Regions from separate parts of the Mus musculus genome. Here all the other regions are linked to region 1. Evidence: chromatin loops called from intact Hi-C (ENCODE). Cell type or tissue: heart. All regions are shown on one strand.

Evidence for each region. A loop is a pair of places that touch in the nucleus more often than their neighbours do. Peaks named below come from ENCODE experiments on the same cell type or tissue, not always from the same donor. Only the 100,000 strongest peaks of a DNase experiment are listed, where the experiment ranks them.
Region 2: it touches region 1 in a loop (2.1-fold over the local background); 2 of 42 quality-filtered maps call a loop at or near these places.
Region 3: it touches region 1 in a loop (2.5-fold over the local background); 3 of 42 quality-filtered maps call a loop at or near these places.

The regions. Positions count from the first base shown.
Region 1 is chr3:54,358,278-54,366,277 of GRCm38, forward strand. Postn (periostin, osteoblast specific factor) reads left to right here and starts at 2,830. Exons shown (of 22, transcript NM_001198765.1): 1 at 2,830-2,990; 2 at 4,350-4,448; 3 at 7,627-7,691. The coding sequence starts at 2,866. It overlaps Gm31095 (a long non-coding RNA gene), which reads right to left and starts at 2,794. Exons shown (of 2, transcript XR_375670.3): 1 at 2,642-2,794; 2 at 1,385-1,973. In heart, no CTCF peak of the experiment used is centred here; a DNase peak (open chromatin) is centred at 384; H3K4me3 peaks cover 338 bases; H3K27ac peaks cover 1,006 bases.
Region 2 is chr3:54,433,729-54,441,728 of GRCm38, forward strand. No RefSeq gene overlaps it. Among named protein-coding and RNA genes, the nearest start is that of Postn, 77 kb to the left of the region's middle. In heart, no CTCF peak of the experiment used is centred here; no DNase peak of the experiment used is centred here.
Region 3 is chr3:54,473,284-54,481,283 of GRCm38, forward strand. No RefSeq gene overlaps it. Among named protein-coding and RNA genes, the nearest start is that of Gm31154, 58 kb to the right of the region's middle. In heart, no CTCF peak of the experiment used is centred here; DNase peaks (open chromatin) are centred at 4,878 and 7,198.

The sequences.
Region 1 (8,000 bases):
TCTTGCATAGAGTTTCCATTTACAGGACTAGAGAAAGCTAGTGGAGACACAGATCGGGTGCGGAGGTAGTGAGAAGCACTTTTCCTAAGAAGGTGCAGGGTTGACTCCAAGGCTTGGCTGGGTTATAAGAGTTACATGTATTATTTATTCTATATGTAAGCAACTTTTGAGCTCATGTGCCATGGCAACCTATGGACCGCATGTTAATATAGAAGCATTTTAAAATTAGTGATACAATCAAGACCAAGGGCATCCTGCTTATGGTTTGTGTGCACAGGCTTACAGAGTGCAGAGTCCGCGAGGAGTCCCAGGGACTGCTGGAGTTTGAGGTTGGTTTCACAGTGGTGAGTAAGCGTGGCAGTGTAATGACCTCATGGTCTCCCGAGGCCAGATAACAGAGAACTGCCTATAAATCAGCATGCCGCGGCTAGAGAGAAACGGCCCTGTTTCTCAGACACACTATCTCTCTTCAGCTACATAATGAACCATTTCTTTCTCAGTAATGACTTACATCTCTGGGTCAGACTTTGCAGCCCTGGAAAGTCGGACTTCATTTTCATGATTTCCGTCATCTTCCCGACTGGTAGGAAAATTGCAGGGGTCAGTAGTGTCAGCATAGTTTCACAGAGCTGAAGAGAAAGGGCCCTGTGTGGAGAGCGACTTTTGATGAGAGCCCCGGAAGAGAGTGTGCCCTTCCGGGGATTTTTTTCCCAGTCTCTTCTACAACTTCAGCTAGCTTCCCTTCTCAGTTTCAAAACTGCCTTCCTTTTCTCAGCCGTCCCCAAACTGGCTCAGAGCCAGACTTTAGCTTTGGACTTTCTTCCAACAATTAACATACAGCATCACTCTTCTGACCTGGCCTCTGTTTCTCAAGCACTCTGATTTCTTCATCTTTACCTAAAATCTCTACTCTCGTTCTTCTCAAGATTTATGGGTGATCTGTGTGTCTCCGGCTCTTTTTTTTTTTTTTTTTTTTTTTTTTGAAGACCTCCCTGATGTCATTACTGATCCTAATTGGTAAATATTTTCGAAGGGTTGGCATTTGTTGACTTGATGAGAGTTTGGTAAGTCTCAAACATGATGCTCAGAGTGGAACGATTTCAGATTTCTATTATTGGACACTATAAAAAGGGGGTTTCAGGGTGCCTTTTTGTCATACGAGAGTATGCTTTGCCTTGTGCCAAACAGTGAATGTGTGCTGCTTGTCAGAATACTGCAGTAACCTCATCAATAAACATTCTAACAGCCAGTTGGTTGATATCAGATAGACCTTATGTGCATGAGATACGGCTGCCTTTTCATTGAGCAGTTACGGACAGCCCACCATTTGTACAAACTAAGAGTAGCAAAAACTATTTATAAAGCAAACAAGAAAAAGAGGCAGTTAAAGTTAGAATAGTTTCATTTAGATAAATATAAATAAGAGATTAGATTTCTATCACACAAGTGCCCTGGAAGGAACATAGTTTACTTTCCATGATAGCTTCTCTCCCAGTTCTCCAGAGATAGTTTTATACACTTTCAATCCTTTAATACCAAAATTTCAGAAGTGACAGAGGCCTCTGACTCATCTTCAAACTGTGTTGTTTGGCTGTGTACTTAATAAATTAGCTGTTAGTTGCAGGATTATTTTAACACTGAAAGGAAACTTCTCATGGGAAGCTTACACATCTCTCCAGATAAGGAATTCTCTCTGGACTAATGTGGCCTCCCTTCAACTTTTCCAACTGTAAAACAGCCACAGTGTCTTTGCCTTGTCAGTGGGAAAACAATACTGACACCCATAAATGGGTATGGGGGGGGGCTTCACAACACAGCACAGAAAACACCCCCCTCTCTAGAGATGCTTTAAAATGTGTGCATTCACAGAGACTGATGGCTGTTTCCATTCCTTGCCAACTGAAGCTTCGTATCTTCGCAGCTTCTTCATCGAAAGGTTTCTCTGCATCTCATATCTGGTCATGTGTGAAGACCTAAAAAACAAACAAAAAACAAAAAAACAAAAAAACAAAGTGTCTTCCCTCAGCTAAGAATGCTGAGGTTCAACTCCAAGAGAGTACAGTTGTTCTTACAGAAAGCAGAAGGATACTCTTGGCAGCAACCCTGTTTCTTAATATGCATTTAATTGCCACATTATTTCTGGATTAGTAATACTTGTTTCCAGGGCTTATCAGAGTATGCAGTGTGTGTGTAATGGAAAACAAAAAAAAGTAAAATTGTGAGAAAGATAGATAGATAGATAGATAGATAGATAGATAGATAGATAGATATATTTCAAAAGTTAGAGAAATTCTCCCAAAGTAGATCTTTGTTACTTAACCCTCTATACTCATTATGAGTTGAAAAGACATGGCCCCAGTTTCATAGGACTTCAAGGGGCATGTGTCTCTTCCACATAAGCTGTGGAAATCACACTTTAAATGCATTGTACATCTATCCAGGATTTGGGTTAAATGCCCCTGTGATTTCTCTTCTCCGTGTTCTGCTGTGGAGTGATTTAAGTGCAATCAGATCAAACCAGGAAAGTAACTGAGCTCAGAGACACAGAGTGTGGTGGCAGAGACAGAAGGCAGAGAGATCCCTAAACTCAGAATCAGCTCTTTTCGCAATGTAAACCTATAGAAGTGAAAAACGGGCTCACCATGATTGAAAACAAATAGGAGACAGAGTTCAGATTGCTCAGAACCCAGGAGATTTCCAGGGACAGCCCAGGGCTGCTGGTGCTTCTGTAAGGCCATCGCAAGCTTCAGGTTGGCCCAGCGCCCCCTCCCACAGCCTTGCTCCCTCCCACAGCCCAGAGCTATATAAACTCAGCTCTCCAGAGCACAGGCCAGATCTCTTCCTGGACGGAGCTCAGGGCTGAAGATGGTTCCTCTCCTGCCCTTATATGCTCTGCTGCTGCTGTTCCTGTGTGATATTAACCCTGCAAATGCCAACAGTTACTATGACAAGGTCCTGGCTCACAGCCGCATCAGGGGTCGGGATCAGGGGTAAGTCCCTGGCTTGTTTTATCTTTATGTCTCACTTAGCTTGTTCTAGAAATATGCGTGAAGTTCCTTGTAAATGCACCACAGGGGAGCTGTTTTACTTATTGCAAGGTAATAGGAAAAGAAACAATTATGGGTCTTCTATAAATATACATATATAGATGTAGATAGATATACAGTTACTATGACATATATATGCCTTAAACTCATAAGAAGTGCTATCAACATAGCAAGTATTTTTAATTGATGTGGGTTGTTAATTTTAATGTAATTAACGAAATACAGTTTGGTAATCCTTACTAATTCAGTTTACTTGGCATTTTATTTCTTTCCATTACTGCAGAATATGGTTTTCAAAATCAGAGTGTCTGCTCTTTAATGGTATCATGTCAAAGGTTTTAAGATGTCCTGCAAGATATCAGTGCAAATTTCCTTTGTTTTGTATGTGAAAATTTAACTCTGGGCTTTTTGGAGTATTTTTTTAATCTTCTAGGATAAATGTAGGATTTTCAAAAGTTATTAGAAACATCTTAGTAACTCAAGCAAACATCTGCACACTTTGCATGAGACTCTTGGCATTCCTCCCTAAGCCTTAGGGGGATTTTCATTTTTCTGAGTTCTCAGAGCAGTCTGCTTAGCAGTGGAGTAGAATTTCCATCCCTTTAAGAGAAAGCAAGCTTAAAATTGCAATAGAGAAGGATACTCTTACTTGTTCTCTTTAAAGAAACAAATTTCATTTGTGTAAAGGCATTGTTCAAAAGTTACTTTTAACACCAATCTACTTCTGTAAGCACCTAGGGAGTCACACAGCAGAGTGTGAAGTAAAACCTGTGTCCTTTACCATCAGTCTCCTGCTGTCGAGAAAAATCCTGAAGCTACCCATCTCCCAAATGAATAAATGCTTAGTTTTAAAATAATGGAATTTTTCTCTATTAACAGTAGTTTGTACATAAATCTAAACTCTGTTAAGTCTAATTCTGTTAAAATATCCCTGCCAGGTTAACTTTTTGAAATACTGGTATAAGTCTCAAGTATACAGTGGTCTTCCCTGCCTTCCCCTTCCTCCCCCTTCCCTTTTCCCTTCTCCTCACCCCTCCCCTCCCTACATCCTCTCCTCCCTCCTATACCCCTCCCTTTTTCCTCTTCTCCCTCCTCTTCCTATCTTTCTTAGACTTCTGCTTTTGCCAGCAGCTCAATAGAACTGGGACAGGAGTTAGCTTTATACAAAGTTGAGATCTCATCTTGGAATGTCAGGACTTCACCCAAACATTTCTTTCAGTCACCTGACCTGTAATTGGGAAGAGGCAGGTGCCATAGCAATTAACTCTTTTTTTCCTCGCCCTCCTCCCTCTCTATCTCCAGCCCAAACGTCTGTGCCCTCCAGCAAATTCTGGGCACCAAAAAGAAATACTTCAGCTCCTGTAAGAACTGGTATCAAGGTGCTATCTGCGGGAAGAAAACGTGAGTCTCACCCTTTTCTTTATTGAAAGTTTGAAGAGCCTACAGGATGGTATTTGCCTCTTCTTGGGCACACACCCCAGTTGAAGATACTGTCCAAACTCATGTGTTTTTAAAGCAAGGCACATGCACAGGCAGAGAAGCTCCCTCTCAACACCACTGTTATAAGAGTAGATTTCTCTCTAAGTGCATAAGCTGAAGAGGCCAAAGCAGGCCCTGTGACCATGTGATATGTCCTGAATCTATGTGAAAAAAAAAAAATGTGGTCTCTACTCATTGTACACTCTTTGTTGTTTTGTCCTCTTCTGTCTTAAGAGATCCTAATACACTCTGTGTTTCATTTGCTTGTCTTATATCTATACACACACACACACACACACACACACACACACACACACACACACACTCAGAATCAAGGAGAACAAATTGATATGAAATGTCAAATTGTAAAAGCCCAAATAGATGTTTCTCCAGTCATTTAGACATCATGATAAAGATTCCACTTCACCCCTGAATTTTCACTAAGCACAAAGTGAGAAAGATGTTGCACTTTCCACAGGCTGCCTGATCCCCAGGAAACCATTACAGTGACAGTGAAGCCCATCACTTGGTCGAATATTCCTGTAGCTAAAAGGATGATTCTCCCATGGTTCTGCTGTATATTTCACTGATCAACTTAGAGATGGAAAACATGATTGACGATGTAGTAGACATGTTTGTTGATTTATTTCACTATAGCTATTGGTAAGAAAAATAAGAACACTAGGTCTATAAAAGTTAATCACTTGCCCAATTTATCATTTTACAAAGAGGGTGCTGTCTCAAAGGTAGGATAGCTCATGTCATCCCAGTGTTGAAAATAATGGAAGGGCCCCTTGCTGCCATCAACCTGATCCTCTATGAGGTAGCCTTGAGGACTGGAGGATCTGAATATGTACTTAAGATACCATGGTGAACTTCATGTACCCTCTAAAGAGGCTGAGGCAAGAAGACTGCCCCAACCTCTACAACCTCTAGGATACCTTGAGCTCCAAAGTGAGAAACCTTTAAATACATACATACATACATACATACATACATACATACATACATACATAGAAAGACAATTTCTATCCTCGTGCCATTGGGACAAACACTCAATGCAGAACTATTTAAGCTTGGGAAGTCAGTGATCTTCCTATGTTGAGTGTTTAAGGAAAGTATTTTCATGTTCTTTCTGGAAGTTAAAGTCATCTTATTTTCACAATGTAACTATATTAGAGATGCCAAAGTTGTCACACAACCAAAGTCGAGTCTCTTGTTTTCCATTAACCAAAAGTTGTGCTGGTAGCCAGACATTTTACCAAAACTTTAACAATGTACCCTTGGCAAAATTTCCTCCAGTTGCTTCCATTTCAAAATCACATTTACATCTCTTCACTGAGACAAATACAAATGCTAACCTCAACTAAGCAAAGAAACCAATGGAATGGACAGGGAGGAAGCCTGGCTTGCCCTCCACTCCCTTCCTGACACGTCCTTGCCAGCATCTTCTGTGTCATGCAGCTTTTTAAGTTGTCTTCTGGTTAATCAGCGACATTGGGAATTTACTAGAAAGAAACAGGCCAGGTCTCAAGAAGGCATCAGCATCCCTAGGCTTAGGTTTAAGGCACTGTTTATAGTAATGTAGAATCCCTTCCATAAAGCATTCCACAGGCTCCCTGTTGGTGCAAGTGACATGTTCAGTTGGCTTTCTGTGACATTTTTGTTACTACTCAGATAGTGAGGGCAAATTCCCCACCTCCAAGCTGTGCAGAGCAATTATTATGCTTTTTTCTTGCTTTATGTGACTTCCTGGCCATATAGAAAAATGGATTTGTGTGTAGCATATGTGCTTTCTGTGAACAAAACCTAAACGTTTTTGTTGTATTTGAAACATCCCCTCAGATAAACACATTGTCCACTTCTCAGCTGAGGTCCCAGGCCACTGTTCTGCAAGCTCGCCCCTTCCCCAGCATGACTTTTTCTGCTTCAGAGCTGATTATCAGATTGTATTAATGTTTGGTGTAGACATTTGTCTCATAAACACAGTGTCCTGTTCTCATCTTATTGATCTTCAGGTCTCTTCCTATAGACATATCTTATGTTTATTGTTTACAATGTGCTTAAATCAAATTCACAAGAACATTCAATTAATTTCTACAAAGAAGTATAATTGTCACAAGGGGGGCAAATGAAGATTTGCATTGGGGTCACACGCAGTTCCCTTGTTTCAGTTGAGACAACTCTTTGACATTACAAAAAAAGAAGCTAAAACAAAATAGGAAAGTTTAAATTTGTATAGAACAGTTAAATTAATAACAATAATTGATAAATTAATGAATAATAAATGATGATAATTTTTAAAAGTAACTCTGTATCTTAGTTATAAATAGAGCTTACTTGGTTGACTGCTTTCCCCAAATGCACAGAGCCCTGGGTTTGATCCCCAACACCACATAAATCCACTCTGATGGCTTTCACCATAGAGAATCAGGGGTTCAGGGTCATCCTTAAGTTCATAGGGAGCTCAAGGTCAGTCTGGTCTCATGAGACACTGTCGCATGTGGGGGGGAGCGATGAAATAAGACAGAAGAGGGTAAAAATGAATAAACTGATCAAAGTATATCATGTGTATGTATGTAAACACTAGAGAAATCTATAATCCATACTAACAATTTTACATGAGATAGGATTTCATACATTAAAGTGGGCTAGTATATTTCTAGTTTCAAGGTACCATACACCAATGAGCATTTTGCTGGTATTTAGAGCTAACACAGTTATCCTAAAGACAATCTTTCGGTATTCACAACTATTTGTATTTTGATATTATCATTGCTCTTCCCGTATTATACTGTTGGAAGACTGAATTCTGCTATATCAAGAACATTGTTTAAGTACATCTGTCTAGTATACAGAGAAAATGCACACTAAACTCCATCCTTCAGTACCAAGATCCAGGACTTTCCCCCCACTGCCTCAAGGGTGCAGAGAAAAATCAAACTTGCATAACTATCTGGTATCTATAGGGTAGAAACAAAAGATGGCTTCTACAATCTTAGCACATTATAGGAATAATTAATATTCTGCTCATCTTATGTGAAAGTACATGGTTTGCAGTTCTCTCTTTTAATATTGAAATTTCCCCCCCTCTATGCAGCACTGTGCTATATGAATGCTGCCCTGGCTATATGAGAATGGAAGGGATGAAAGGCTGCCCCGCAGGTAAAATCTACATTTCTGGATTGTACATGGGAGCTTTTCCTCTGTGAGGAACCAGTTCAGCACACCAACAGTGTGTGCATGCATGAATGTGTGGGTGTGCACATGTGCATGAGTGTACAGGTGTGTGTATGCACGGGTTTGGAACAATCATAAACCTAAGAAAATTCTTCATGCTTTTGTGCTAATCACATGCTTACCATAATGGTGAAATATTAGACGGCTCTTCTCACACACAGGGATCTGATGGTACTAGATACTAACATGGAGTCTAATTGAAACTAGCTCAGATCCTCTTCTTTGAGCTCATTT
Region 2 (8,000 bases), 75 kb after region 1:
GTGATTGGAGAAGACTTCTAACATTGACTTCTGATCTCCATGTGCATCTACCCACACTCTGACATGTACACTCATGAACACACACGTATACACGCAAGCACATGCACACGCACACACACACACAGAGTAATGATGACAGCTGAAGTCCCTTTACTAGAACAAATAAATAAATAAGTAATCCTTGCCTGTTTGTAAGTTTAATTGGAATTGGATGAGAAAAAGATAACAGAACACGATCATTGTCAGAAGCTATGTGCAAGTGGTTTACGAAGAGAAAACTCACATTGCCAGAAATATGACCCCTGAGTTAAAAGAGACATTCATTACTCGGTTATTTCTGTGAAATTAATTAAAGTTGGTTTTCTGTTTACTGTATAATGAATCTTTTTTTTCATATGCCAATTCCAAAATGTAATTTCATCCTATAAAGGGTTAATCTAATCTTAATTTGTGCCTAACTTTCCCCTACGTGAACCCTAATCTCGTCACTAAAAATGAGAATAACTTTATTGATAAACAGAGCATGTTAGATGACAGCCAGCATTGCCAGCATGGTGTGTATCCGTTAAGATAATTTTAACAGCAATCTTTGAAGCACACCGTGTCCAAGGTCAGGAGAGATGTAAAGCCTAGCATTGTGATTGAGAGTGCATGGTCTTAACCAGTAATCATGTCTCTAATTTACAAATTGTCCCTAGCTTAATCAGCCCATAAACTATTTGTCTCCCTGTCATTTGACTAGCACAACCACTAGCTCAGATATGAAAAAAAAAAAACCCACAAACTCTCTACAAGTAATCAATCATGGGCATACCCAATATGAAAACAGTGAAAAGGTTTGGTAGGTGGCCAATGGATTTACTTCATGGCGCAATGACAGACAGTTTAGAGCAAGTGTGCCCCCATCTTCGTTTCCCCGTTGTTTGGGGAAAGATGGGGTAAACGCTGATGTCTGTGGGAAGGGGAATTCCAAGTTTAAAACATAGCCTGAGCCCAGGAGCCTATTTAAGGACATAGGCAGCTCACAGGACACCCAGAGAAATAAGCCAGCGAGCCAAACAAGGATGTAGACTGGAAGAGCCAGACTCTGGGTTCTGGTTGACCTGTGAGCACATGTCAGCAGCAACCAGGACCACAGGAATGTATGTGGTGCCTGCTGCCCCAGGATTGGGGATAATTAAGCCTTACATCTTTCTTCCTCATTTTAAAATAAATACACACTGTATTAAATTTGACGAAAGAAAAAATTTTGGAGAGAAGAAAGACAGAAAACTTGGATTAATTGATTTCAATGTATGTTTGAGAATTGTGTAGTAAAAGTGGAGGAAATCCCCCAGGGGACTGTGAATCCTGTGAGCATCTCCTGAGACCTGTCCTGTGTTCTGACCTCACTCTATGTCTTTGGTAGAGCCTGGCACAATGAGACACTCAATGTTTGCCTAATTAATTAATCGACTAACAGAGGAACCAATATAGTCAAGTCAGGAGCCTCATTATCTACGATGGCTCAGAGTATCTGAATCACATTGGGTGAACATGATATTTTAACCAAGAGTAAGTACCCTGTTCTTTCCTGCTCTCATATCCCTATGTAAAGAAGACTTACCATCTTCTACAAACGCTCTCTTTAGAATACTTTCATTATATAAACCATCACCACCAACAGGTATAGACAGAGTACCCTCTTGTCTAAGTTCTGTGTTTTTTCCCTAAATTCTCTTCACCTTTGCTTAACTAAATCTTGGTCCTGAGTAATGTGAACCCTGATAGAGGCCTCTCTGTTGCTTCCAGGAGAAACACATAGGAAACTGAAGTTTGCCTTATTCCTCCACAATGTATGTATGAGCCTTCTTCTAAATAAGCTGTTAGGGCCCATGAATTTCTCTGAAGCATTATACCACAGACTCAAATAGTATGCAAAAGCAAAGAGCATTTATTGAACAAATTTCTTCATAGAGGGACCAAATTCCATCAGGATGGAAGGACCCCAACTGAATTCACAGATTCAATTTTAAAGCCAAAATGAACATTAGAAAGGGGCAGGTGATCTGTATCTTGATTGGAGGGTTCCATCTCTGGGGGTCTGGGTGATGCTATGATTGCTTAGGGTCTTGCTTCAAACATACTTGACTATTCTTGCTTCATGATAAGGTTGGCTAGCTCTTGACTTCTTTGCTGCAGGCTTGGCTAATTGTCCTTTTGCAAGCTGGGGAGGGGTCCTTTTTACATAAGCCTGGGGTTGTTCCAGTAACGACCTGCCCAGTTCTGGAAAGAAGAAACTCGGGCCTGGTCTTCTGAACTGCTAACTTGCAGCCTGTCATGGAGTCAGCCTGGCTCAGGCCAATTCACTCCTTTCAAAACCTGTCATATTTTTAAAGATACTTAGATATTCTATGATTAATGACACACAAAGTGACATTTTATTGATTCTTTCACTGATTTGTAAAGCTAAAAATTATAGTTGAATAAGTCCTCAATGACCAGTTTGAGTATACTCAAACTTAAAATGAGTATCAGACCAAAGGAATATAAAGTCTCCAGGAAAAGGTTTTAACAAAATGGAAACTAGATTGTAGCTGGTTGAATGAATTTAACATTATGCAATACGACACTGAGAGACATTATTTTTGGTAAAACCCAGCTGATGTCTCTGTTGTTTGATCTTCATGTCTGTATACTAGATGTCTAAATCATCAAAACCCAATTCATGTTTCCCCAAGGGAAAGAGACTAAGATGTAATGTCTGCAGGAAGACTTGGAAAAGCTTAACACAAAACTAAAGTCCCACGGGGAACATGTTGAAAACTGTGAGAAGCAATTGCTTCCTGTTCCTACCATCAGTGATCTTTGAGGCTGTCTGCCTATTAGGACATCACATGCCCTCAGCTTAAGTCAGAGCCTTCTGAAGGCAGCCACTCTCAAAGAGGGGTCCTTGCTAATTCATTATTTGTTCCTCTTTTTTGGAGTACAGTTATGTTTAAATGTCTGCACTAGACACTGTCTAAAGTAGAATTTGGTCAGCACTTATTTTTAACCCTGACACTTCAAGTTTTAGATAAAAGCTTGCCAAATAATAAGCAGGTCTAAATATAAGTTCCCACTGTTTCTTTGCTATAGCTAGTTTCACATGGGTAAAATTATTCAACTTCCTAGAGGTTAGTTCTGGGATAATGTTAATGAGCTTGGTGACTTGGGTCCCAGGTCCTGTTTTTGTTTGTTTGTTTGGTTGGTTGGTTGGTTTGGTTGATTTTTTTTGTTTGTTTGTTTGGTTTTGTTTTTTGAATGAGCTTCTGTGACCATCCCTACTATAGCATTTCATAATTTGACTGAGGAAACTGTAAAATGATGGAAATAGAAAATAAAATTCTTTCCAGAGAAAGACTTCTATTGAGATAAAAGGGTTTCACACAAAAGTAATAATGCAATTATAAGAAAAAGAGCTGCCTACTCAACCAAAGGCTGTGAAGAAAGCTGTGTACAGCAGAGGTGAGAGCAATGGGTCTTGGACACTAGGCCACCAGGGGTGCAGACAGTGCTCATGAGTGAAATCATTGAAAACATTAACTTTTTTTTAAAGAGTGGTGAAAGAGTTGAGATTCTAAGAGGAAGTAAAAAGACTAAAAGAATAAGCAAGGAGAGCTACAGGGACCCAAAGAGAAAGAAGTTGTAGCATGACAGTAACGACAATATGGAGAAAACAAGAGTATTTGACACAAGAAAGGGTTTATGTGGGTAATTATGTCAATTGTGCTAATTTTTCATCATGAATTAAAGGAAAAGTTTCATTTCACACATGGTTTCAAAGGCCAAAAGGATTTCCGTCCATCATAGAGGGGAAGGTTGGGGAGCAGCAACTATCCATATCACAGCTAATCAGGAAGCAGAAAGCTGCTGGGAATGGGCCGTAGTGCTCTCTCTGTAGAGGTGGTTGGATGGAGATGGATGAATGGATGGATGAATGGATGGATGGATGGATGGATGGATGGATGGATGGATGGAGCAATAAGGCAGTGGAGCAATGGATGGATAAAAGATTAAAAGATAGATAAATAGATAGATAGATAGATAGATAGATAGATAGATAGATAGATAGATGATTGGTAGGTAGATATGGGGTAAATGGACCATGCCACCAGACAGAAGAGCTGGTAAAGTCTAGTGAACTCAAACCCAACAGATCTCAGAATTGAGACTGAGAGTGGGGCCAGCTCCCTACCTAACTCCATCTGCTTTGGAGCACATAACTATGACACCCCACTCAGGGCCATGGCAACCAGTTAAGTAGCATAAAAACCTGGAGTTCCTTGTGCTAATGAGGGATCTTGATAGGCCCTAAGTATTCAGCCAATGAGCTTCCCTTCCCTCAAAAGATAGTTAATCCCTGGTCCACCCCCAAGTAAGGTGTATGCCCTCACATTCTCCATCAAGTAAAGCATTTTGAACAAGCAAGGACCTCCTCTTCATCAAGGATTGCTATGAGGGTGGGGAGGGCCTGCTTCCTGTAGAGAGCTTTGCCTAGATCTCCTAGAGAAGGCCTTCTCTCTTCCAGCCCCTCCTGACTCTCAGCACTCACTCATAATCAAACCTGATCCTGCCCTCATCCTGGGCTCTCTCATCCCCTATCTGCCTGGAGTGTGGATGCCCTAAAGGGAAGCATGGGCCAGGGAACCTTCATTCCCAACTCCCATTGGTTCAGCAGTAGCACCTGGGTACACTGGAGACTGAGAACCACAGCAATTATCCCAGACTCCACTGTTTCCCACTCTAGACAAACATAGACTGAAGACCCGCATTATGGATTGTGTTATGCCTCCCCTGAGAGGCGAGCTGGTGATGCTCCTGGCACCCCGCAGTGAGGCAGACATGCAGCCTGGCAGACAGACAGACAGATAAATGATAGATATATACATATGTAGATAGATGGAGGGAGGGGGAGAGGGAGAGGAAGAGATCATACATACATACATACATACATACATTCATACATAATAGATGACAGAGTACATGACAAATGATAGATAGATAGATAGATAGATAGATAGATAGATAGATAGATAGATAGATAGATGATAGATAGATGATAACGAGATAGAAAAAGATAGAGACATATAGAGATGATAGACAAATAAGCACTAAAAATGTAAGCCTCAGAGAAACACTGTAGATTCCACCTAGAAGCATAACCTTCCCTCTTCCCTACAGGATCTCTATTTAAAAATACATCACTTTCAGTTTGGGATCTTGTCTAAGCAGATCTGACATGAGGAAACACGAAGATGTCCCTATACAGTTGTGAAAAGAAAGCAAGCTGATCCTCCTGTTGGAGAAAGAGGAACTTAGGGTAGCAAGCTTTACTGAGATTAAAATTCAGCTCGTTGGCCATCAGAGCATCCTCCTTTCTTTGGTAAGTTAAGTGATCCTCATCACGTGATTTACCTATAAGCACTTAAGATGTCCATATATCATACAAATAGTTAAGAACATTAAAGTATTTAGATTACCTTTGTGACTAAGAGCTGTGGTTGCACTCTGTTCCCTACTCTATCCACTGAAGCTTTAGACAGTGGGTTAGAATCACTTAGCAGTTGAGTTCATGAATGCACAAGAACAAAATTATACCATTTAATAACATAGCCTCAAATTGGGTTAATAGTACTGTGGACTCCATGCGTACTTAATTAACAGAAATGCTAGAAGGACTTTATATCCCATAATAATACATGATTTAAAAACTATCTACGAATCTTGGGGCTGGAGGAAGGGCTCAGGAGTTAAGGGCACTGGCTGCTCTTGTAGAGGACCCACACAGCAGCTGAGAACTGTCTGTCACTCCAATTCCAGGGAGTCCAAAGTACTCTCTGGCTTCTGAGGATACTGCACAGGTAATATGCATACGTATATGCAGGCAAGCATTCACGGACACAAAATATAAATAAATCTTTGAAAAAGAATATATTTTGACAAATTAGGGCATTAACACTCAACAACTCTATTTTCCATTCAGCAAATGTACAGATGACATGTGCTCATTTAAAATTTCGTATTTATACTTTTTCCATGGAGCCTCTTCTAAGTATATATCCAGTAAATTAACTGTTACTTAAAAGTTATGGCTTTAAGAAATAAATCTATCCAGTCACTTTTACATGTTTATGTTAGTATATACTATCTAAATATACTTACTGAGAACTCAACTCTATTTAAGAAAAGCTTGAATGGCTGTGGGCCATAATGCCACAAGGGACCACATTAATGTCAGTGGCCTGTACATAGTCACCAGAGACCGTGTTGATGTGCATGGGCCATGCTGCTGCCAAAGGCCATGTAGTTCTCTGTGGCCTTTGATGTGGCCATGTTACCATCAAAGGCCATGTGGATGTCGGTACTCTGTGCACCACCTGAAGCCATATTGATGTCCATGGATTGTGCTATCACCTTGGTCCAGGTTGATGTCTATGGTCCATACTACTGCTGAGAGAGGGCCATGAGGGTGTCTGAATGCCCATGGTCTGAGCTGCTGCCTGGTACCATGTTGATGCCTGTGGGCTAGACTGCCACCAGAGACCATATTGGTGTTCATGGCCAGTGCCCCAAAGAGATTATGTTGATGTTCTTGACCTGTGCTGTCACCAAAGGGCTGCAATGGTGTCTCTGACCTGTGCTGCATCAGAGGTCTGCATTAATGCCTGTAGTCATCTGATGTCACCAAAGACTACACTGAGGTTGGTGGCACATGCTGATGCTGGAGGCTATGTGGATGTTTGTGATCCGTGCTGTGGCCAGAAAGCATGTGAAAGTCCACAATCTGTGCTCCCACTGGCTGTAAAGGGTGAGGAAGTACTTCCATAGTGGTATGGGTGACTGTAGACTCACAGTTGAGAAATAAAGTCATGGAAGGTTTCTGTAACAACCCTACCTCCCACACTACCTCCAAAAAAGTAACAGCCTAGACAGGAAGTTTTCTAAGAGAACTCTTAAAAATTGTGGTAAGGATGCTGAAGTGTAGCTCTCCATAACTGATGGCTTCCAGTGAGAGTGCAGATGGGAAGGACTCGGGTTTCTTTAAACAGCAGGACACAGGGAGCGTGGCCAGGCCTTAGTGAACATGTGGGGAACACATAATGGACTCCTGGGGATGGAGAGGTTGGTTTTGAGTTTTGGGTTTTCTTTTTTTTTTTTTTTTTTCTTTCTTTTCTTTTTTTTCAGGAGAGTGAGGTCCCAAGTCGGGGAGGCAGACCTGGGAGGACTGGGAAGTGAGTGTGACCAGGGTGCATAATGTGAAATTCACAAATACTCAATAAATATATTATGCTGGAAAATTTTAAAAAGAAAATAACCCCGTAAAACTGAGCTGCAAGACAATGATTTTTTTTTCAGAAATATTGACTGTAATAATGTTGCCCTCTCAGTGGGTGTCTTCCAGTGTGGTAGGGGCACTGCTAAGTTGGTTTTTGTTTTTGTTTTTTGTTTTGTTTTAACTATTTCCTTTTGTCTTTAAACATGGAAGTGAATTAGTCATTGGGATTGAAAGATGAGGAGTAACTAGCCTAGCACTGAAGCCTCCAGTATGTGAGCTTCAGAGGCTCATCCTTGTGGTCTGAGTTTTAGGGGCCCAGCTGTGGTTCCACAACCTCAGCTACCTCCCTCTCAGGGGGGGACAGAAGTGGCCGCACACCAGGCTGGAAGGATGAAGCAGAATCCAAAATGGGTGGAGTTATGCAGGACCATGGTCTAGCTGGGAGTGAGTGCTGGGGTCAAGGGGGTGGCAGGGGCAGGGGCGGGGGCGATTTTCAGAGGATCATAGTGTTGCACTTCTTTTGGGCAAAGGCCTTCGTCTTTAATCTTCAATGAAATAGCTCTCTGAGATGATCTTAGCTTATGTATATACCGTTTTTTTAATTGGATATTTTATTTATCTACATGTAAAATGTTATCCCCTTTCCCAATTTCCCCTCTGCCAATCCCCCTATCCCCTGCTTCTATGAGGGTGCTCCCCCACC
Region 3 (8,000 bases), 120 kb after region 1:
GAATGTTCTGGAAATCCAGTCAATTGTCATTAGGTAGTCATAATTATCACTTTGAGTTGGAGCTCAAAGCACATTTCTCAGAGGTCTGAATTATGTTTTCCATATGAGTACATAACCAAAGTTGGAACTGAAGCATTTGTTTGCAAAAGGAAATATAATTTTAATTTGAGGGTGCAGTAAGGTCATCACTATGAACCCTAGTTGTGTACTGTTGGATTTTTTTTCTCTTTTTAAAGAGATTTATTTTCTCTTTCAGTGTGTGTGTATGTTTGTGTGTGTGTGTGTGTGAGAGAGAGAGAGAGAGAGAGAGAGAGAGAGAGAATGTGTGAGCATACAGTACCTGTAGAAGCCAGAAGAGGGTGTCAGCGTCCCCTGGGACTGAAGTTACAAGTAATTGTGGGTGCTAGAAATAGAACCTAGACACTCTGCAAGAGCAGCTAGTGCTCTTAACCACTGAACTATCTTTCAAGACCCTGAGCTATTTTAAGCTTTTTTGTTTGCTGTTTTGTTTTGTTTTGTTTTTGTTTTTGTTTTGTATTAATTTTGCTGTCTTTAAATATATGCATGACAGAACTAAGCAGTCATTCCAGGGCTCCTTAAGACCTTCAAAGAATCCCTCCATGAGAGTCCCCTTCTGTTGCTGCCTACAAGTCAGTTCTGTATTTAAGTTTAGAGCCTAGAAACACAAACTGGTTACTTATTTTTCAGTGAACCCACAAAATTGGCTTTGTGTTATTGAAAGGAATTCAGTATTACACTTTGTGGCCAATTATCTTCATTTCCCTTAAAAATACCATTATTTAAAGTCACGACTACAAACTATGTCCTTTCCCTCTTTCAAGACTAAAATATAAAATACTATAGTACCCTTTGAAGAAAATATATTTTCTGTGAACAAGTAGCTGTGTTTGCTGCCAAAAGAAAATGGAATGTTTGACGTGCCGTTTTTAAAGTAGCTGTGGATGTCCTATGCTCACTACGTTTGTTTATCAGAAAATTAAAATGTCTGGATTCAATTTCTTCTGTTATCTTTAGTGCCTTTATCTATACTTGGAAATTCATCCAGACTATTCCTTTTGTAATTTAGATACAATGCTATACTACATTCAGCATATGGCTTGAATGTAAGACAGGAAGAACATTCACCAGCAGCTAAGGTTCATCCGAGGTCCCTTGAGAAAAGACATGTGATCCAGCAGCTGCAGCAAAATCATGGGCTTGGAATGATGCACCTCCCAAACACAGCAAGATAGCAAGATCTCGGTAAAGTGAACCACATTCATTGTCCGAAAAATATGGCCAAGGCATCATTGTCTGTTAGGCTACAGGGCAGTAAGACCAGCAACATTGTTCAAAGGAGAGAGATATGAGTTACCAAACTGACAAATTCTCAACAGGATCATACAAGATGGAAACAAAGCAGCAGAAAGAAAGAAAAAAGTGTTAATGCAGTCTAACACCTATCTTCTAAAACTCGGGGATGTGGTAAAGCATCTCCCATGGAGGTGAGAGGCCAAATCTTTTCAATTCAGACACCATTTTTTTAGAGAACTTGACCTAAGTTTGAATTCAGGTAAACTAACAGGCTAGTATCTAGCCTTAGTTTCCAAGCTATTCCCCTAACAAAACCCAAACCTAGCTCCGGTTTCTAGGCTCACCCTCAACATCTCCAGGTTAGACCCCCAACAAGACCAGCATCTCCAGGTTAGACCCCCAACAAGACCAGCATCTCCAGGTTAGACCCCCAACAAGACCAGCATCTCCAGGTTAGATCCCCAACAAGACCAGCATCTCCAGGTTAGACCCCCAACAAGACCAGCATCTCCAGGTTAGACCCTGAACAAGAACAGCATCTCCAGGTTAGACCCCCAACAAGACCAGCATCTCCAGCTTAGATCCCCAACAACAAGACCAGCATCTCCAGGTTATTCCCCCAACAAACCTGCACCCCCAGGTTACAAGCCCACCTCCTGCCTAACAATCACCAATACAGAGGAGAACAGAAATTAAGTTTATGATATGACTCCCAGCACAAGCCAATTATGTTAAAGGCAATAGCTTTCCAAGTAGATGTATGCACACTTACCCCTTCTTGCTGTTTACTATAAACCCTTGCCCTGACAGATATTCAAGGTTCAACCCACCACCAAAATCATCCTGTGCATCCTGTGGGGAAGGGGGACCCAAGCTAGCTCAAATAGATTAAGACCCTGCTATGAATTTGCATCAGATCAGCTCCTATCTGTTTTGGGGGTGATCACTAACATTTCCCTGGCACTACATGGGCAATTGGAAGCAGTAGATGGTGCACTTCCATTCCTGTGATCTTCATATCAGCCTTGCATCCTGCAATTTTGAGCGCAGCAGGCGGTGTGAGGCACCTTGAGATTGTAAGCACAGTTCTTACCAATGACATACAACCTCCCAGACTATTCTACACTGGGCCATCATCAGCCAGAAACCAGAATTGCAGAACAGTAAGAAGGCACCAGCTTCTCTCTAGGACACTAGCACATGCGCTGGATACAACAGAAAGAGGACAATGACAAATTGTCAAAAAGAGAACAGGCCATAGAACATGTTAAAGAAATTCCTCACTTGTGTATTATGATGAATATGGAAGAAAGAAGGCTATGCAAAAGAAGGGCCCTACTTTGGGGAAGATGAAGCCCTCCTAGGAATAGCTCCAACATTATCTAGAGGTTATGGGATGTTGGGGGAGGGCTAGTCAGTGTGCAGACTGTGGGAACACTTGTCGGAGTTGCTGGATGTTAGCAATGGAGAGATGAGTTATGTGCTGGAACAAAGTTCATGTCTCTCCCTGGGGCCCACTTGTTAGTTGTGTTACAGGTTTTATATACTCAAAATGGAATTCAACCATGATCCATAAAACGTCATAGAAAAGGGGGAAAGTTAGAAAGTCATGTGAGGCACAGAAAATATTCAGTTCCTTTCAGGAAGATAACAGCAGCACTTAGAATTGTCGTAGTTAACTGTGACCTCCCTGAGGGACTATGGATCTCTCTGGAGAGAGACCTCTAGAGAGAGGTCACAGGAGTGTGTGTGAGAAGCTTCTGCTATAAGAAAAGGTCTAATGAGAGTCTGATTCTTTTCTCTAAAACCCAAGAGAAGTCACTTTAGAAGCACATTCTGCAGGGCCAAAGACTACCAACCTCCCCCTTTGCCACAGGGCTGTGAAAATCTGTGATTTTTAAGTTATAAAGCCAGTAGTAATAAACTAGGCTTGGTAGCATGCCCCTGTCATCTCAGCACTTGGGAGGGAAGGCAGGCAGGCCAGAAGTTCAAAGTTAGCCTGTGCTAGCAAGTTTGAGACAAGCCTTAGCTACTGAAGACCCTGTCTCAAAAATAAACAATAAAAACAGTAATAACATTGCCATTACAAGTCAACACTGTCTTCCATGGTTTCTTCCAAGTCATCATTGTGTTCTACTTTCCTGATCCCCGACTCCAGTATCTGAAGTATATGAGCGTAAGCTGAGCTCTAGTTGGCTTTGTAATAAACACATGCCCCAGACCTAATGAGTCCCATTAAGTTCTTCTTGTTATTGGCGAAAACTAGATGCCTGCTTTTCAGATTTACCACAAATGAGCCGTTAGGACTGACTGGAGCTGCCTCCATCACCTTGGGCTCATGAAGGCAGAGTCTGTTTGGATGAATGACATTGCCATTTATAAATCTGGGTTTCCATGGCAACTTTACATTTTTTGTGGCATAATTGACTAATAACTAAATCATAGGAGATAAATGGTCCTTAACATTTATTACCTATTGGGGGTGGGGAAGGGAGGGGATAAAGCTTAGCCTGGGGAAATGGGTACTGAGAACTGAAACCACCCATCATGGATGGAAATTTTATTCAAGTTTTATGCTTATTCTAAGAGGGCTATTTTTCAAATTTTCATCTTTATTTTAATATAAAAATCATCTACAAAAAAAATGGATGTTCTAGGGAAGCTTATCAAGACTTACTGTTCTTGGTCTGGGGTGAGCAGGGATAGTGGAGATCTGTGAAGAAATGCCCATCTTAACAGTCTGGCAGGAGCATTTCCGAGGTCCACTTGTAAAGAGTCTCCCTGGACGATGTACAAGTCAAGAAGTAACTTCATTAATAAAATATCGCCAAATACGTTTCTCCCCCACAAACTCAGCTCTGTTCATCTTTACCCTTGCTCTACCCCTCCCATTTACTTTCTTCCCTCCCCTAATTCATTCATAACAACTACAATATTAACGTAAATGTTGCTCCTCTGAAGAAGAAATACCCTCACCTGTTCCCAGCCAAGACAAGAAGATTATGTGCTGAGGGTTTTTTTCCAAGGCAAGTATCTTAAGACCTCACAATTAACACACTTTTATCCACTTTGTCCCAAGCAAAAGAGATTTAAGACAGGGGTGGGAAGCTGGAGGACTGTCTCAGCTTACAGAGGACCCCTTGCTGAGGACCATGGATTCAGTTCCCACACTTACTTGGTGGTTTGCCACTTTCTGTAACTCTAGTTTCAGGGGACTGGATGCTGGCTTCTAGCCTCTTTGGCTACTGCCTACATGTCATGTACGTATGTATATGCAGGTACTCATACACATAAAATAAATCATTAAAAAGTACAATGAGTAGAAGGGATTGTACATAAAACTGGTGGCTGGCTGAGGGTTTGATTTCAAAGCATCCAACTTTGAGGACACAGTGAGTCTTACCAGGTTTCAGGCAAAGTCCAGAGCCCCACCCTAAATGCAGAGGACATTCTGCTAGCTTCAAGTACAACTGTGCGATGGCATGTTACAGAGACACTGGAAAGTAATCATGGGTTTTCCGCTGTGATGTGCATTTGCTGGAACACTCAACTCTCCCAGGCAGAAGGCAAGAGTGTTTACAGCTGTCGGCCTTGCTGATTGCAAATGGAACTCTGAGCTCAGAGCACATAATCACTGATTAAGCTGCCGAGCTCTTGTGTCCAACATCCAACATCAGTAAAGGGAGGGAGAATTTAGTGGGCTGTCTCATACCAAACCACAAACACATGTTCTGTTGCATGTAATATATTCCCTAACAGTGCATTTCTTTTAAAAGGGAAAAATATTTTCAGCTAAAAGCTAAAAGAGTGTGTCTAGTTAGCATGTTAAGTAAAAACAATATGAAGGATTCTATATAAGTATGGTACCATATGCCTTTCTTTATGTTAGCATCACAGAATACTAAAGCTAGCAGAACATAAAGACTACATAATCGAAGCCACCTTTAAAAAAAAACAACTGAAAATAAGGAACCGATGGGATTTGTTGAACATGGATAGTGTTAAAATAGATAACTGAGGCCTTAATTCCAAACCCAACTAGTAAAATGTCTAAGGGAAACACAAAGAACAGTCTTCAAGCTATATGCACAAGCAGGAAGTTCCCAAATGGGGCTCTGGTCACACAGGAACTAGAAATGACAAATGGACAAATGGTAGTGCATGAAATTTAGAAGTTTCTGCATAGCAAAAGAATCTATCAGCAGAGCATACAGTTGACAGAATGGGAGAAAATCGTTGCCAGCTATACTTCAGAGGGGCCTACTCTCCAGAACTGTAAAGAACTAAAATATTACATGCATACATGCATACATTCTCTCTCCTCTCCCCTCTCCCCTCCTCTCTCTTCTCTCTTTTCTCTCTTCACCACCGCACCTCTCGCTGTTGCTCTCGCTCAAAAGTGAGTTGATGTATAAATAGACACTTCTTAAGAGAAACAAATGACCAATGAGCATTTTTAAAGTATTCAGCATCTACAGCCACTGGCAAAATGGAAATTGTAACTTCCCTGAGACACCACCTTAGCCTGTTCAGAATAGCAGTCATCAAGAACTCAGATAAGAAATGCCAGAGGGCTGAGGGGAAAAGGAGACCCTTACTCACTGCTGGTGTGATTGCAAACTAGTGTAGCCATTGTGAAAATCACTTTAGAGTAGTCTCAAGAAATTAAAAAAAAAAAAAGACTACCTTATTCTGCAGCTAGACCACTCCTTGGGTTCCCAGAGGACCCCATGTCCTTCACAGAAGATTTTATATTTATGTTTGCTGCTGCTCGATTCACAACGGCAAAGAAATGGAGCCAGCAAGGATGCCCAGTAACAGATGACGAGATAGTGAAATGTGGTAATATATACACAATGGAATTGTATTCAGCTCCAAAGAAAATTCAGACTATAAAATATGCAAAAAAGAGGGGATCTGGAAATTATTATACTTACAGAGGCAGTTCAGGCCCAGAAAGGTAAATACCACACGCACTTTCTCCTATGTGGGCCCCAGCTTGGAACGGGTGCAAATGCAGGAAAAGGGGAGGGGGGGTAAAGGATATTCTGAGAAAGGCAGGGGAGAGAAAATAGGACACACAGGACATGAAAGCAAAGTTTGAAGGGAGATTACAAGGGGGCAGGATGCAGAGGATTTGAGAAGATGAGAGGATCTACTTAAAAATGCTTTTCAAACCACAATAATGATGGTTTGAAAACCATCTAATGCTGTATGCCTATTCATTCATATAAAAGTAACCAGCTCAGGGTCCACACCCCAAGCATCAGGCTCTCTCCTCCAGGCTACCAACCATCTATGCTGATCACTGCAACGGCATCTAACCACTAAGGGTAAATCTGAGACCTTGCCACACACTAAAGTTACCCAGGCTGGTCAACACTAGGTCTTCCATTGTGCAAAAGTGATGGTTAAGGCTGCCTATACTTGCCACATTTTTATCTCCAAGCTGACTCGGGCTTGTAGCTAAGGGCTGCCATGGGTTGTGTGGTACTGTTCCCAATATTCTCCTAAGACCTTGGGACTATTATTTTCAGTGATAACCTAAGCTATTGGCCTCAACACATACATAGAATAAGGGTTTGTTTTTTTTTTAAAAACCTTACATGTGAAACATGGATGTTAGATACCCAAGGAAAAATATGCCCAACTCAGAGATGAGCTTGAAGCAGCCAAGAAAAACAAACAAACAGATGAGCCACAAGAGGTGGAATAACGACAATAGCCTTTCCCCAGGAATTTGAGCAGCAAATTCTGACTGTCATCTGCCTGGACATCTCTTACACACATCTGAAGACTGTCCAAGAGTAGCACATGGGCAGCTTCCTCCTGAACGCACTGCTTAATAATGCACTGCTGCATTCCTAGACACAGACTCACCGCGGAGTCTCCCGATGACCAAATGCCCTACTCTGGTCTGAGACAAAATGTTAAAATAGTCTCTTAGTCATCTCCCTGCTTCTTGTCTCCTTTTAATCATTTTCCCCAACTGTTCTAAGTCACAGCTTGTACAGCCATAAAAATCTTCCATGGCTTCACGTTAAACATTGATCTCACCAGGACATTCAGAGCCCTCCAATGCCCCCAGCCCAGCTCCAGGCCTGACTTCCAGTGTTCCCGTACCTCCCATGTGAGCTCACTAAATTACATTGTCCTCCGCTCCCAGCACACTGTCTTCATGCACTGAAGTACTCCATTACTACAACAACTACAAAGTGTGTTTTATGAATACTACTTTTGGATACACCCACCTGGCAGTGAACTCTTAGTTCCTAGCAAAAATGTACCATAAGGCTAAAGTTGTGTGTCTCCTTTCCCTCCTGACTAAGAGGGATAAAGAGCATAATATACATCAAAGGCTTATACAACAGGTTATGGAGATTTTCAGCATCATTTGAGGAGTGCAATTTTGGAGATGTGTTAATACCACCTCTACCTATAACTCATATTGAAGCAGAGTGTTTAGAGGAACCAAGGAGTGGCCTGGGACACTGACCCGGAGCTGATCCTCTGCCACAGAGCTCCATACCCAAATAGCACTGGGAGAGAGCTGGCATTCCACAAATGCAGACAAGCCTGTAAGCGCAGGTAAAACCACTACTGCTGCTCAGGGGAATCCTCCAGCAACCAATAGACTAGGAAAGGATCTTTACCAATCCTAAATCTGATAGAGGGCTAATATCCAA